Linked DNA regions of Homo sapiens: region 1 is linked to region 2. Evidence: chromatin loops called from intact Hi-C (ENCODE). Cell type or tissue: chondrocyte. All regions are shown on one strand. Links, peaks and the distances in the headings refer to the core of each region. The heading gives the core; the rest is flanking DNA.

Region 1 (6,426 bases), core at 1-5,000, 140 kb before region 2:
ATGGCCGAGCAAACAATAAGTAATGTACTATGCTCCAGCAAAAACTCATTGACAACATCAATCTGGCATCTACTTAACACTTACTGCTTACTTCTCACATATTCCCCACAACTTAAGTTTCCTCTTCCAGATGCAGTTCATTAAAGAATCACTATCACCTGCCCATTCATCCACAGAGTGAGAGATTTAGCGATTAACGCAATCACAGATAAGTGGAGAAATAACATACAACACTACAAAATTAAGAGATTAAGTAAAGGGACCTGGGCACTCCAGCTACCAATAACTAGATTGCAATTAAAAAGGACTTTGTCACTTCTTCGCTGGGCAATAGGGCCAATTATCTAAAACCCTTTGCTAGAATCCAGATACATACCAGAGCAAGGCCCTTCAACCAAACTCAGATAATTACTTTTGACAAATGTTCTCCTTGAGCATAATGTAGTTACTCAAATGCTTTTCAAAATGACTACAGTTACAGTAAAACAATCTTTACAAAGTCAACCCAATAACACGTCCTGCTCCCCCCTCCCAAAACCCCCGCTGCATGCAGTCTGCTTTCTTTTGGCCAATTTATAACAGATAGTAAGCTGGCGAATAAATGTTTAATTTATGCAGCCAAAACCCTGAAAGGCTTAGCTTCAAATGTAATGCCTGGCATTCCCGAGACACACTGTACAGAAATATCCTTTTGAAAAATCCTTTTACAGCTGTCCTTTAAAAGAAGATAGGAAGAAAAAAGAAAGAAAGAAAAGAAAAACCCACACATATACATGCATCAAACCAAAGACGCCGACGCCCCTCTGCCAACCGGCATTTCTATAGAGACATTCTTTCGATGATTAAAACGTAAGCTCCGAAAGGTTAAAGAAAAGGAAAAGCAGCCAAGTAACACCGCCCAGGAAGCCAGCAGTAAAATACACCTAGCTGTACACTCTTAATAACCTCCCACTACAAATGACACTGACCCAACTTCACCAAACACACACACACCCGAAACACACTCACAAATTGCACACACGTGCACAGAATGTACACACAAACATCGAGCAGAGCACAATACCTACAAACACAAACGAACTGGAGCCACACAAAACATGCACGTATCAGTGTGCACACATAATGCACACGACATGGCACACAGACACGCAACCACCTAGCCCACATGCACACGCCCCACAAGTCCGTGTCGGACACACACCATGCATGCACGTGTAAAATGTTTGAACTCACAAACGCCGAACATACACACAGACTGTGCACAGAGTTATTGATGAAATTCCGGGGGGTGGAGGGGCCGGGAGGGAGTGGTAATTGCCACACAAAGGTCTCCGGAGCGGCAGAGAGGGAAGTCGAGCTGCGCCGAGCGCTCGGAAATTCACCCGTGGAGAAGGCACAGCAGAGCCCCGAGAGCGAAGTACGGGGAGAAGTGTCCCGGGCGGTCCCGGACGCGGGGCTCCCGGAGATAATCGCTGCGCCCCTCCGCGCGCGCACGCACACACACAGGGGCCCCCGGGCGAGCCCACTCCCGCAGAATAACAAAGAGCAGGAGCCCGGCGAGCGGGCGGCGGCTCGGGCTGGAAGTGGCCGTCTCCGCCGCCGCGGACCGGCGCGGGGCGAGCGGCGGGGCCGGCGGGAGGCGCGGGCGGCGTGTGGGGGGCGGTACGTACCAGGCGGGCAGCCTCGGCCCAGGTGCGGTCCTTCTTCTTCCTCTTGTCTTTCATGTTTGCATCTCATTGATGGTTCTGATGATGACGTGGGGGATTCCACGGGGTGCTCGGGGTTCGGGCGCGGAGACAATGACCCAGTGACCCGGTGACCCGCACTCGCTCCGCGGGGGGAGGCGCGCGGGCGGTGGCGGCGGCGGCGGCGGCGGCGGCGGCGGCGGCGGCGGCGGGTGGGAGGGATGGAGCGAGGGGGTGGGGTGGAGTGGGTGGGGGCGCGCGACGGCGGCGGCGGCGGCGCGCGGCGGGCGGGCCGGGGGCGGGGGCGGCGGCAGCAGCGGGGCCCGGGCCAGGGGCGGGGGCGGCGCCGGCCGGGCTCGCTCGTGCGGGGCTCGCGCTGCGCCACCGCCGCGGCCGCTGCGGTGACAGCTCCGGGGATGCTCCGCTCGGCCCCGCTCACAACAATACACTCTGACGTCACGGGGAATGGCGACGCGGCCGCACACTCACCGCGCTCACACTCGCCGCGCTCACACTCGCCCTCTCGCGCGCGCACACCCGTGCACACTCGCCGCGCGCCCCCTACTCCAGCCACGCCCTGAAACCCTCGCGAGACCCCTCTCCCTCCAACTCAGCCCCCAAATTCCTGGGGCGCTGCCCACTCCGTGCAGGCCGTTCCACCCGCTTCCCGCTGTCCCGCTCAGGCCGAAAGCCGCGGACACGGTGGCCTTTGGAACTTGTGTAGGAGTCCGCCCCGCACCTCGACGCCTCTGTCCTGTGCGCTCACGCGTGCACACTCACTCACACACACACCGCACTACTCTCCTCTGTTGGACTGCCTTAACCCTGTCTCTGCTTGGCTGGGGGAACTCCCAGAGCCTTGTTGAAAGGGTACAGAGCCAGTGTCTTCGGATACAGAACTAATAATGTACGTGCAACTTAACACAATGTTGAACCACCTACAGCATCTCAAACAATGCAGGACCAAAGAGCCGTCACCGTGGATCCACGCGATGCCATACCGTAGGGCTAATTATATTTAAACAGCGTGTAGTCAACATTCTGTAGAGTAAAACATGATGCACATGGAAAAAACTGAAAAGCTAACGCTTGTGTATTTTTTAAATTATAATTTTCAGGTCTGGGATACATGAAGTGTTGGATTGTTATCCTTATTAGCGAACTACCAAAAAATATGTTAAGACTTAAAAGTTTATGGTAATCTTTCCAACTTCATACATCTCTAGTGAATTGTTTGGGTCAGTAGAGTTATTTAAGCAAAGAAAAAAATGACGCTGTGACCCACACAGTAATTATGTGTATTTGTCTTGAGTATCTGAAAACAAAAAGGTCACTTCTACTGGATTATTTTTCTGAAGTTATTTCCTGAATAGGATATTAATGGTATATAAATAGTACTTTGTGTTTTTTCATACACATTATATCGTTTGATCCCCAAAACAGCTCAGTTAAACATATATTTCCCCTCTACTGTACAAATGAGGAAATGAAACTCAAAAACATGACAATGTATCCAAGATATCTTGCTAAATCATTTTTAATAATTCAAGTCTTTTGACCCTAATCTCATGTTGTTTATTCAATTCTATACTGCCTGTTTAAAAATAGTCTTGTCTAAAAAATGAACACTTACATCTAATGAAGAGATTTATGTCTCAGAATGAGAACAATTATAGTAAGGTGATTCCTTTGAGAGCACTGTCAAATGATTGGAGTAATAAAAATGTTTGATTACCAAAAATTAAACAGAGACAGTTCATAATCATAAAGAGCTGCATATGATAATTCTTTTAGAATATTTGTTTTATTAATTCATTAGACTGAGAAAAGACTATGCATCAGTTTTAGAAAATATCAAAAGATTATCTGCACTTTTTCTTTTTTTAAAATGGATTTAGAGAACACGCTGAAGTTATCCCTAGGGGAAAATTTTATCCATGCAATTTGCATAATTCTATCCAGGTGTATTATATTTTTACTTTACATTTCAAATATATTAAATTTGAATCACGTTCACATCTGCTTTTATTTTCCAGAATTCTCTTTATGGCTAAAGTAATTGATATATTTTCAAAGTATTTTCATTCTAGTGTTTTTTCTTCTACTCAGAAATACCTATTTTAAGCAATCAGACATAACATATAATTTGTTATTTTCTGTGAAATAGTGCTTAATAAGGAGTTTTGGAGCCAGCTAAAGGAAAACATACATATTCAGTTATTTCACAGGAAGGCCAATTTCTGGTTATTAAGAGAAAATATATTGTCCTACTTAAGCAGATGTAAATTGATGTTTTAAAAAAAAAGCTATTGTTTATGCATTCATTCTCTGACAGAGAGCTAAGTATAAATAACCAATCTTATGAACTCACTCTTAGATTCTACCTCACCTTTTGGGTACTTGAATATAAATAGTCCATAGCAGGTAAGTCTGGTTAAAGACTTGGTGAATAGTCTATGTCAAATTAACATATTTTACAGAGCACCATTTCCAAGAGACCATTGTTAGACTTCTTTCTTCTACATTTACTTTGTGTCAGGGGGCAGGAAATAGATTAATCAATTACAGATGTTTTATAATTTGGTAAATTATATGAATAGCTTTTCAACATAAAGTGAAATACATTATAAGAAATGTACAAGTAAATTTCTGTGAAAATTAATGGGAGAAATAACTCTGCTGGGGAGATTAAATAAAGCTTTAGTAAAGAGAAGTTTTCAGGTGGGATTTGAGGAATGGGTAGGATTTGAATATTCACACTTGTAGGAATGGAGAAAAGCTTTTTCAAACACAAATGCAATAAAGGTCAGTCAGGACAATTGAAAACTAGGAAAATATTAAATTAGATAGATGACAACTACCAAGCACTGCTTACATTCAATTAAATTCATATCAGATCACATATATTTCAAGAACTCTTTTTTTAAATGAGTAGAGAGGAATAACTCAGAGAACAGGCTCCAGTTAGAATTGCCTATAAATCCTCCCTTTTCTGAATCCCCATCCCAATTATACAGTAATGGAGATCCCTCCAGAGTTCAATTGGCATGTAACAGCAGCTTCTCTGCATTCCACTGCTTTCTTCATTTCCATTCCTACTAATAGTTCTGAATTCAACAACTTAAACATTTGTGCATATCTCCTCTCAAGAATTCCAGCAGATTTTTTTCATTTCCTGTAATGTTTATTGCAACATGCTTAACAATCAATAGAAATAGGTATATAATCCAAAGAGGAAGAAATATTAATTTACATATGACAAAATAGAGGTGTTGGAAAATGGTTTACCGTACAAAATGGAGGTTTACTGGAAAATGGGCTAAGTTAATGTGAGGCTCCAAAAGCAAGAGAAGAGACACCTAAGGATTTGAGGACAGAAGTTGTTTGTTCATATCTGTGGTCCCTCAGGAGATACAAGCTTTTGCCATGGATCCTGGTCAAAGAGTTCACCAAATATGGGAAACTTTAGGTGTTTCAGGCAGGGATAGGGGGCTGGGATTCCTTCGGATTCAGACTCCTTGTGTACATGGCTACCATCCACGTGCCTGTTGAATGTTGTGTGAGGAAGTCTGGATTAAATAAAAACATCTTCCATTCCTCTCCAACAAAATCCCACCAGCGGGCACAACACAGAACAGGAGGTGGAGTGGGGAAGGAGTAATAAAAGATGAGGGGAGAGAATGGAAGCCAGGGTTGCAGGGGAGATGGAAGAGGTCTTTGTTGGTCTGATGGCCATGCCCCATGGGTTTTATTTTTGAAGTAAGTTTGTTTACTATGCATAAGCTTAGAATCTCTGAATTTTCAAATAATAACATTTAATAATTTTAGTTTTTCTAAACATCTTTTGTTAATGATCATTTAGAATCTGACTGGTCTGGAAAATCCATGAAGGTGAGCCCCTTATCTCCTTTGTCCACTGCTCAATTCACTAAATTTCAAGCAGTAAGCAAATTCCCTGTCATACTCTAAGGTGCAATAAATATTTACTGAATAAAAAATAAACCATTGGAAATAAAGGAAAATGATCCCTTTTGTTTTTAATACAATAAACGTCCAACAAATCAAGTTATAGTTTTATCATTTTACTCTTAGTATCATTTTTTCCTGTCCTATTTATAGTCCACTGAACAATTTAGGAGATATAAAGTAAAGTAAAATAAAGCCAAGTGTCACTATTATTCATTATGTGTAGTCAAGTATTACTGAGTGATGCTCCTAAGGGCAAATGAATTTTGACCTTGTCTTTTTATTTTTTTATTTTTATTTTTTTTTGAGACGGAGGCTCACTCTGTTGCCCTGGTTGGAGGCAGTGGCGCGATCTCGGCTCATTGCAAGCTCCGGGTCCGGGTTCACGCCATTCTCTCGTCTCAGCCTCCCAAGTAGCTGGGACTACAGGTCCCCGCCACCATGCCCGGCTAATTTTTTGTATTTTTAGTAGAGACAGGGTTTCACTCTGTTAGCCAGGATGGTCTCGATCTCCTGACCTCGTGATCTGCCTGCCTCGGCCTCCCAAAGTGCTGGGATTACAGGCGTGAGCCACCGTGCCCGGCCTGACCTTGTCTCTTTTATTCTACTCCTACATATCCTTAACTTTTTGAGTCCCTCATTATATCTATTTAAAGTCAGTTTTCCCATGAATATAAACAAATTAGCTTCACTTCAGGACATATAGAAGTCTTAAAAATATTATCCGAAAGTAAGATTATCTAAACTTGGGACGATTCTTCCACTACGACATGAG
Region 2 (8,375 bases), core at 1,642-6,641:
GGAGAGAAAACCAAGAACACTTGGAAGACAAATGTATGGCTGAACGTTTCATATACTGAAAGCTTTCTTAGATTTAACTATACGTCTGTCCAATGTCTTTACTATTTTCTTTCTTCCTAAAGTACACTGTTCAGTGTAGGCTGGCAAATGGTAAAATTTGTTTTTTTTTCTTTGAAAATATTTTTAACTCTGCTCCTGAATGATAGTTTTGTAGGAAATGTATTATTTGATTATTGTCTTCTCTCTGCATGATTATTATATCACTTTATTCTGTCTTTTATTGTTGCTATAGAAAAATTGGATATTTATGTTTGTTCTGCTTTTGTGGAAAATCTGGTTTGCTATTTGCTAATAAGATCACCTTGACTATTGTACTGGAGGAAAAATGTCCTTTCCTTTATACATTTAGGTTCATAGCTGAGGCCCCTATAACGAAAAAACATATGAACAAGAGAAAAGCATACACACTGAAGTTTTACATGACCCTGGAGCCTTCACAAGGAAAGGAATATCCAAAAAAACAGTTAAACCTGAGTGATTTTTCTAGTAGGTTCGATGAAAAGTGAATAGTCGTGGGAAAATATTACACACAGAAAGGGTATGAGCTAATGGTAATAAACTGGGGGAAACTTAACAAGGCCTGTTTGGTTGGATTCTTCTCTGTGTCCCTGTGTCTTCAGCAATAAGGAATAAGGATGCTCCTTTCCTCCAGGTATATGAGGGCACCTCCCACATGCGGGTCTTATGACCTGAGCCTGGGGAAGGTAAGAAAATCCTTTCTAGGTTTTATGACCTTCCAGGGAGACAGATGGAGAGGAAGGTCAGAGTGACTTTCCTGCTTCTGCAATTTTCTAAAATTTCTTCAGCTTAAAAAAATTTAGGGTAGCATGTCCTAAACCCCATCACTACTAGGTTCTTGTTTATGATGATAAGTCTGGTATTGATTTTGCAGTGTCTGATTTCTGTTCTATTTGAGTTTCAGCCACAATCCTGCACTGGGTTTACTGAGATACTCCTACATTTTTTAATTTCAAAATACCCACTTTTGTTTATGTGAAGTAAGTTAATATGTGTATTAGCTTTCTTTGGCTGTGTAACAAATTACGGTAAGTCTAGCAGTTTAAAACAATGTCCATTTATTAGCCTCACGGTTCTCTAAGTAAGTAGCCCAAGTGAGCTTGCCTGGGTTGTCTGCTCAGGGTCTCACGAGGCTGAAATCAAGGTGATGGCAGGACATAATCCATAATCTCCTTTTTTTTTTTTTTTTTTAAGATAGGATCTTGCTCTGTGCTCAGGCTAGAGTGCAGTGGCACAATCTTGACTCACTGCAATGTCTGCCTCCCAAGCTCAAGCAATCCTCCCACCTCAGCCTCCTGAGTAGCTGGGACCACAGGTGCGTGCCACCATACCTGGCTAATTTTTTTGTATTTTTGGTAGGGACGGGGATTCACCATGTTGGCCAGGCTGGTCTTGAACTCCTGGCCTCAAGTTATTTGCCTGCCTTGGCCTCCCAAAGTGCTGGGATTACAGGCATGAGCCACCGTGCCCAACCAGGACATATTTTCATTTTGAGTTCAGTGTTCTCTTCCAAGCACATCCAGATTATTTGTAGAATTCAGTTTCTTGCAGTTGTAGGACTGAGGTCCCCATTGCCTTGCTCGCCGTCACCTGGGATCATTGTCGGCTGCTAGAGGCTGCCTGCCTTCCTTACCATAGGGTCTTGTCAATCTTCAAAGGTGACAATAGAGAATATCCCTTTGATAAATCCCTCTGATGCTTCAAACCTCCGACTCCAGGAAGAGGTCAGTCCCTTTTAAGGGTTTACCTAATAAAGGCCAACCCATCCTGGATAATCTCCCTTTTTCAAGTCAATTGTGTCAGGTAACAAACTAATCAGGAAAATGAAATCCACCAAATTTAAAGTCCTAAGGATTATGCAGGTGTGTATACCAAGGGGTAGGGTCATGGGCGTCCATTTTAGAATTCTGCCTGCCACAACAGGGGTTTAGCAATTATCAGTGAGTTCTAATTAAGAGAAACTTGTCAATAATGAGATTTCTAGTAGGTAAAGTTTTATTTTATGAGAAAAAAATCTAGCTATTGTTTTAATATGCACATTTACATATTGTGAACCCTCATGAATACATATTTACTGGCATGCAAATGATTCATTTGGTTTATAATTTAACATTGTATTGAGAACAAGCCAAAGTTTAATAATTAATGGAGGGAGATGGGAAAGTGGAGTGCATTCTTGAATCCATTTTTTAATTACAAAAAGAGCTCTGCTTCTGCATATATTAATTTAAGATTAAGACCTTCCACCAGTTTGTTAGTTATTGCTTCCTTTTTTTCATCTTTGGCTGAAAGGACCACATTCCAGGTACGGACTTGCTGGTTTTCCCCTCTTAGAAAGGATTACTAATTAAATTGCCTCTTAAAGTAATAGACTTTGCTGATTTAACCTTGGCAGGCAATTGCCTGTTCTCAGTGTTGCCTGGAAAAATGATTTCTCTGGATGAGAATGCTAATCTTTATTCTGATTCTGTTTTTTTTTTTTAACCATCTTCAGTTTATAGTCCAGTGTTTGTTTTCATTGAAGAAGACGGTGACAATAGTGTAAGACACGACTGTCCTCTGAAGCCTATTTCAGTTCACAGTGTATATTCACAGATGAAGAAACAAAATGTAGGTAATACATTTTGTGCCACTGATTTATGTATTTATTGATCTGTCGCCCAGGCTGGAGTGCAGTGGCACGATCCCAGTTCACTGCAGCCTCTAACCACTGGGCTCAAGCAATCCTCCTGCCTCGGCCTCCCAAAGTCCTGGGACAGGACACGCCTGGCACAGGGTTGTGCCACCACACCCGGCCTGCCACTTAGTATTTTGTCAGAAGGATCAATGCTTCAAAAATTTGTTTTTGAAAGAAACAGACCCTTAGAGAAATGGCTTGAATTAGTCTTGAATTAGTCATTTTCCCCACTTTCAGACACTAGGAAAAGTTCTTTCTTCCTTAACAGTTTGTTGAGGTTTCTCAATACTGAAGTCACAACCAAACCACATGGGGTTATCGCATGGAGTCCTGGTTGTATCATCCCAAGTGGCAAGAAAGAAAGAGGTCCTGCGGTCCTCCCGAAGGTGGACGAAGTCTGTGATCCCCTCACGTTCTAACCTCACTGCTGTACGAAGGGGCGTTGACTCGTCTCCACTCCTTCCCTCTCCGGTAAAGAGGGAAAGGAGTTGGGTTGGCAAATCGGTTACAAGAGAAAGGGAAAGGCACTGGGAGAAGGCGGAGCGGGGGCGGCCTGGAGCGCTGATCGGGCGCCGAAACGCCGGGAGTCGGGGGCTAAGGGCTCGAGCCAGGAGGCCCCGGAGCAGCAGCCGCCCGCTCCTCACGCCGCCGCCGCCGCCCCCGCGGTTGCCTGGACACGGGATAACCGACTTGGGGCCTCGACCGCAGCAGAGCCGGAGGGGTGGGCAGGCGCGGGTCCGGGAGACGCGCGGGGAAACGCGCGGAGCCGGTGAGTCGGGGGCGCTTGTGCCTCGGCGCGGGCGCTTGTGCCTCGGCGCGGGGCGCTGCCGGGCGGCGCCCACTCCCCCTGGCCGCCCGCCTGCGCGACTCCCGCGGGAGAACCAAATGCAATTCCCTGGCCACCCTGAGGGAGTTAGAGTCGACTAGTTCTTCACCCCTTCCAGAGGCGGTGGGGAGTCCTTGCCCCGCGCGTTTGAAAACAATTCCCCAAATCCCCAGTCCCATAATTCCCCAGTCCCCCAGTCGTTTTGTCCCCCTGTTCTCCGTCCTCCAGTTTCCCAGTCCTCCAACCCCTGTCCCCAGTCCCCCAGTCCCCCAGTCCCCCAGTCCCCCAGTCCCCCAGTCCCCCAGTCCCCACTGCCGGGGGAAGGGAAGCAGAGTCTCCCTCCGCTGGCCGCCTAGAGGAACTTCGTCTTGTCTGTAACTGCGTCTCTAGCGTCTTATTCCTTTAAAATAATTATTTCAACTTTTATTTTGCTTATAAGGCCGCCTTGTGGTGGCTCATGTATTATTCCTTTGAACTGTTATTGATTTCTTTTCTTGATATTTAATTTTTTAAGTGTCTGCTCAATCAAGTCAAATACTGAACAACTTCCTGGCGGAGAGGCTGAGAATTTTATACTTGCTTGCTCGAAAGCACCCCAAATAAGATGATCCACGCCAACACCTCCCCTTTACAGGTGAGAAAAGTGATATTCAGAGCTGATTTGTGATTTGACAAAAGTCAGATCCAGCAATCTTCAAACTCAGGAATATAAGAATCTCCCGATTGCCAATTCAAAGCATTTTCTATTATTGTTTTCTTGACATTCATCCACTGCTCAATAAATATTTGTGAATTGACTTGGTAGCTTATCACTCCTATTTATCATTGGATAATCTGTTGTGTATTGATTGCTCTGGGCATCTTGACCCAAATACAGCATTCTTGACATCTCCCTCCTACCCTCAAAATATTGTTTCTTGGTCCTGCTGTAGTAATAGGTTTTAGAACACCACTTACCAAGTTTAAGAACTCAGAGACATGACTAGTTGTAAGACAAATCCAAGAATCCAGAGGATTTTCAGCTATTTATGTTCAATTGTTATTTAGACATTCGTACAGAAACTAGTGTATTTCTATCTTGAATATATAATACTTCTTACTTTACTGTTGCAGTCATAAAGTTTTATTATAAACTATATCTGTCTAATTTCCAGAACTATCGAAAATATGAGTTTGATTGTTAGTCTACCCACTATCCCTGGATGGGTTGGGATTGCTGCCAGAGCTTTTATCCACAACCCAGACTTCTCTCTCCTGCTCCCACCTCAGATTCAACACAACCTTAGACTCAACTAATTTGTTACCACATCCTCAGAATTTTTCTTCCTGTTCTATATTCCATAGCAGTGAACGGGATAATTGCATATATTCTTCTTTCTTTTATCTTTATAATATGGACTTCATTCTCACACTGGCTTATTCCACCAGTCTAGAACCATGATTTCCAAGAGCACTGGACTCATAAATTCCCAAACTTGCACCTATAAAGAAAATCTAGAAACACTCGATGAATTCTTCTTGACCTCAGTTGGTTCAATTTGCCTGTCCCAAGAGCATTTATGTTGGGGATAGGGTTACTACGATTGACAGCAATGTCAGACTATGTGGATGGAGTGGGAAAACAATTACACACAAAACAGGAGCCCTCTAGGAAAGACAATTTCTGGGGGAAAATCCATATTTGTCTACTCAGTTTATCTAGGCTTATGGGACTGAAGATTAATGAGGTTAATGAGAATATTGGCTGCTAAAATGCTAGATGGCAGATTACAGACAACATGGAAAGGAAGATGATGTATGGTGAATGAGCAGGGAAAAGCAGAAAGATTAAGCAACTGGAATATTTAAAGTAGACGAAGAATTTGTATTGAGGTAATGATATAGGGAGAGAATTGGACTGATTATTTTATAAGCATCTGGGTTATATACCTGGTGGAAAATTAGTACATCTACAAGCAGATGGTTGCATGTGTGTGAGCTCTAATGGCCATGGTAACTTCATGTCTGTTTTCTGCACAATAACACAAATTGTGTGTGTGTGTGTGTGTGTGTTTGCCGTGTGTGTGTGTGTGTGTGTATGCCGTATATGGCATTTTAAAATCGATGTTGAACTTTTAACTTCATTTATAATGCTGCTGAAATAGAAGAAGACCACTCACATTAGAACAAGCCAAGGCTATTTATTCAGATCTTGCTAGAGGAAGGGAGTGAGCTACTATTACTTGCATTGGACAGAGACTCAAATGCAGACAGGGGAGTGGGGAAGCTATAAAGCTTCAGGTATGTTTTGACTGGAGGTTGTTGACATGGGGATGCTGAAGGAGGGCTAACTAGAAGCAGGATACTTTATGTGACTGGTCTGAGGATCTTATCTGGCTTTCTCTGCTTGGTCTCGAGTTGGAACCAGGGGCAATAATTAGGAAAGCTGGCAGTCATCAACAAAGTCCTGACTGTTCCATGCTGATCACTGTGGAAGTTATGGTTTGGCTTTCTGGACTGGTTGATGCAGATGTGTGGATTAGAGTTTTATTTTCATATGTGGTCTGGCCATAGTCCCTTTATATTTTCAGTCAATGTTCATAAAAATTCAGTTAGGTAAATTTAAACTTATCCTTATATTAGAAAACTGATATTTGCACACATTGTATTTATGGACATGTAATTTGTTAATGAACCCTAGTTCACTGAATTTAAATTATTACCATGTATTAAGTGGTTATTATATGCTGGTGACTGGACTAAATATTCTGTACACATTATCTTATTTTAACCCTCACAATAACACTGCGAAGTATTGTTATTTTTACCATTTTCCGCAGCAAAAGGCTGAAGCTCAAATACATTAACTACCCTTCCCAAGGTCAGATAGCCAGCCAGTAATGGGGCCCATGAGGAACTGAATTCTACATCTAACTGATTGAAAAGCTATGTTCTTTGGCATTTGATTAAACTACTTTAATCATGATATGTCTATTTTATATTAATTTATATCTATGAACATTACCTTCTGGCCTCCCTTTCTGGGTACTTACTGAATGTGTGTGTGAACAGAGGTAATTAGAAGACCTTTCATATGAACCGAAGGGATTCAACCTACCCTTAGATCCTGGAAAACCTTTGGATTTAACCACAAACCAATGAACTGGATGAGATACCTGGGCATGTTAAATAAAATAGCAAAGGTGGAGGGGCAACAATATGGTTGAACAGACAGTAAAAGAACACAACCAACAAGTTATAGTTTGCATGGAAATTAGTTATTTGAACATCCCTGTATTGATGGTAAGTTGTTTAATGGACAAACTAGACAATTATTTTTGTTTCTTTAAAAATTTTCTTTGTGTAAATGAGATTTTATTATTTAAATTTGTTTTCCTTGAGGTAAAAACTATCCTCATAAATTGTAACTGTTGAGTCTAAAAATTACACTTGCGACAAATTCTTTGAGAGGCTGAAAAAGCTAAGCATTTTTGCTAGAGAAATTATGTTAGTCAGAGGTAATTACACTTTAATCACCTTAAGTGTTCCATTGCTTAAGAAACTCCATTTGCTCGGTTTGTACTCCCAGAACAACTTTATAACGGGCAAAGGATATAGCATAACACAGAAGCAACACAAGAAAAATATGCATGAAAAAGGACCTAGAGGTCCCAGGCACAGGTTTCTTTGTTCTCCCACCTCTGGGTCACGCAGATGCTCTTAGCCTGTACCAGACTGTAACAACTACTGGTGTGCATGTGAAGCACTTCTGTAGCAGGAGACCCAAATCTGCTCACAGTGGAGATCTCTTATAATAAGCTTTTCATATAGACATATTCTAGCTATGTTACCAGCCTTTACTTTGAATGTCTTCCTCCCCCAGGCTCCACTGAAATTAGGTGCAATTATAAATTCAATTATTATTACTAAACAGTGCTGGCAGGCTGATACATCTTGCTCTGAAACAATTCATGGACCCATGGTTACAAAACATCATTTATCTTTAGTTAATACATTTTACAGCATTGGCCAAGGGTCAGTAGCTCTGGAGATAAACTGCAATCAATCCAAACTGGCTAAGATGAACCTATTAGATGCATAGATTGTGGACACAGCAATAAATGTTCAAGTCTTTTCCCCATTAAAACCAGAAAACAAATAGCATCCTCCTTTGCATCTATATCTCACTTCATGTCTAGCTCTTTCCAGCTCATATCTGCTCAAGTCCTAGAAAGAGTGGTCTATGCATGTCTTTCATCATCCTCATTCTTGCTGTCCTGGACATCTTGTTACCTAAACTCTGCTCCTATCATTTATGGGAAATGTTTGTGTTAAGGTCATTCATGACCTTCTGCTAGATGAAATGGACATGTTTGTATTTTTTCTAGTCTTTGTCTTAATGTACTTTTTGGAAACTTGACTCCAGGTTGCAACTCCTTTCTCTTGTTTTCTATGATCCCATTCATTTTTATCCTTCAATTTCTCTAGAAATTGTTAATGTTAATTATTCTTGACTTTAATGTCAAAATTCCTTTTCTTTATTGCTGTTGTTATGTGATCTGATCCAACTATAGTTCTATAATAATAATTCCCAAAACTATGTATCCATCAAACCTTCTCATGAATATTGGACACACATATACCATCGTCATTAAAAAGCACCCATATGTGAAGTTTCAGTGGTCCTCTCTCCTCTGCTCACCTGGTTTTCCTCACGTAGATCTGATTTCAGATAGTGGCAGTGTAGGCTATTCATTCATGCCAGAGGTATGGGAGTCATTCTAGATCCCTCTTTCTCTGTTACTGCATTTAATT

What was found. Peaks named below come from ENCODE experiments on the same cell type or tissue, not always from the same donor. Only the 100,000 strongest peaks of a DNase experiment are listed, where the experiment ranks them.
Region 1: a loop joins it to region 2, with 5 times the contacts of the local background. A loop is called at or near these places in 3 of 110 quality-filtered maps.

What each region holds. Positions count from the first base shown.
Region 1 is chr18:33,573,930-33,580,355 of GRCh38, reverse strand. It overlaps ASXL3 (ASXL transcriptional regulator 3), which reads right to left and starts at 2,137. Exons shown (of 12, transcript NM_030632.3): 1 at 1,671-2,137. The coding sequence starts at 1,724. RefSeq lists enhancers at 821-1,808, 1,809-2,797. In chondrocyte, for the core only: no CTCF peak of the experiment used is centred there; DNase peaks (open chromatin) are centred at 1,420 and 2,295.
Region 2 is chr18:33,435,802-33,444,176 of GRCh38, reverse strand. It overlaps CCDC178 (coiled-coil domain containing 178), which reads left to right and starts at 3,456. Exons shown (of 23, transcript NM_001105528.4): 1 at 3,456-3,524; 2 at 4,096-4,215. In chondrocyte, for the core only: CTCF peaks have their summits at 3,708 and 4,014; a DNase peak (open chromatin) is centred at 3,426.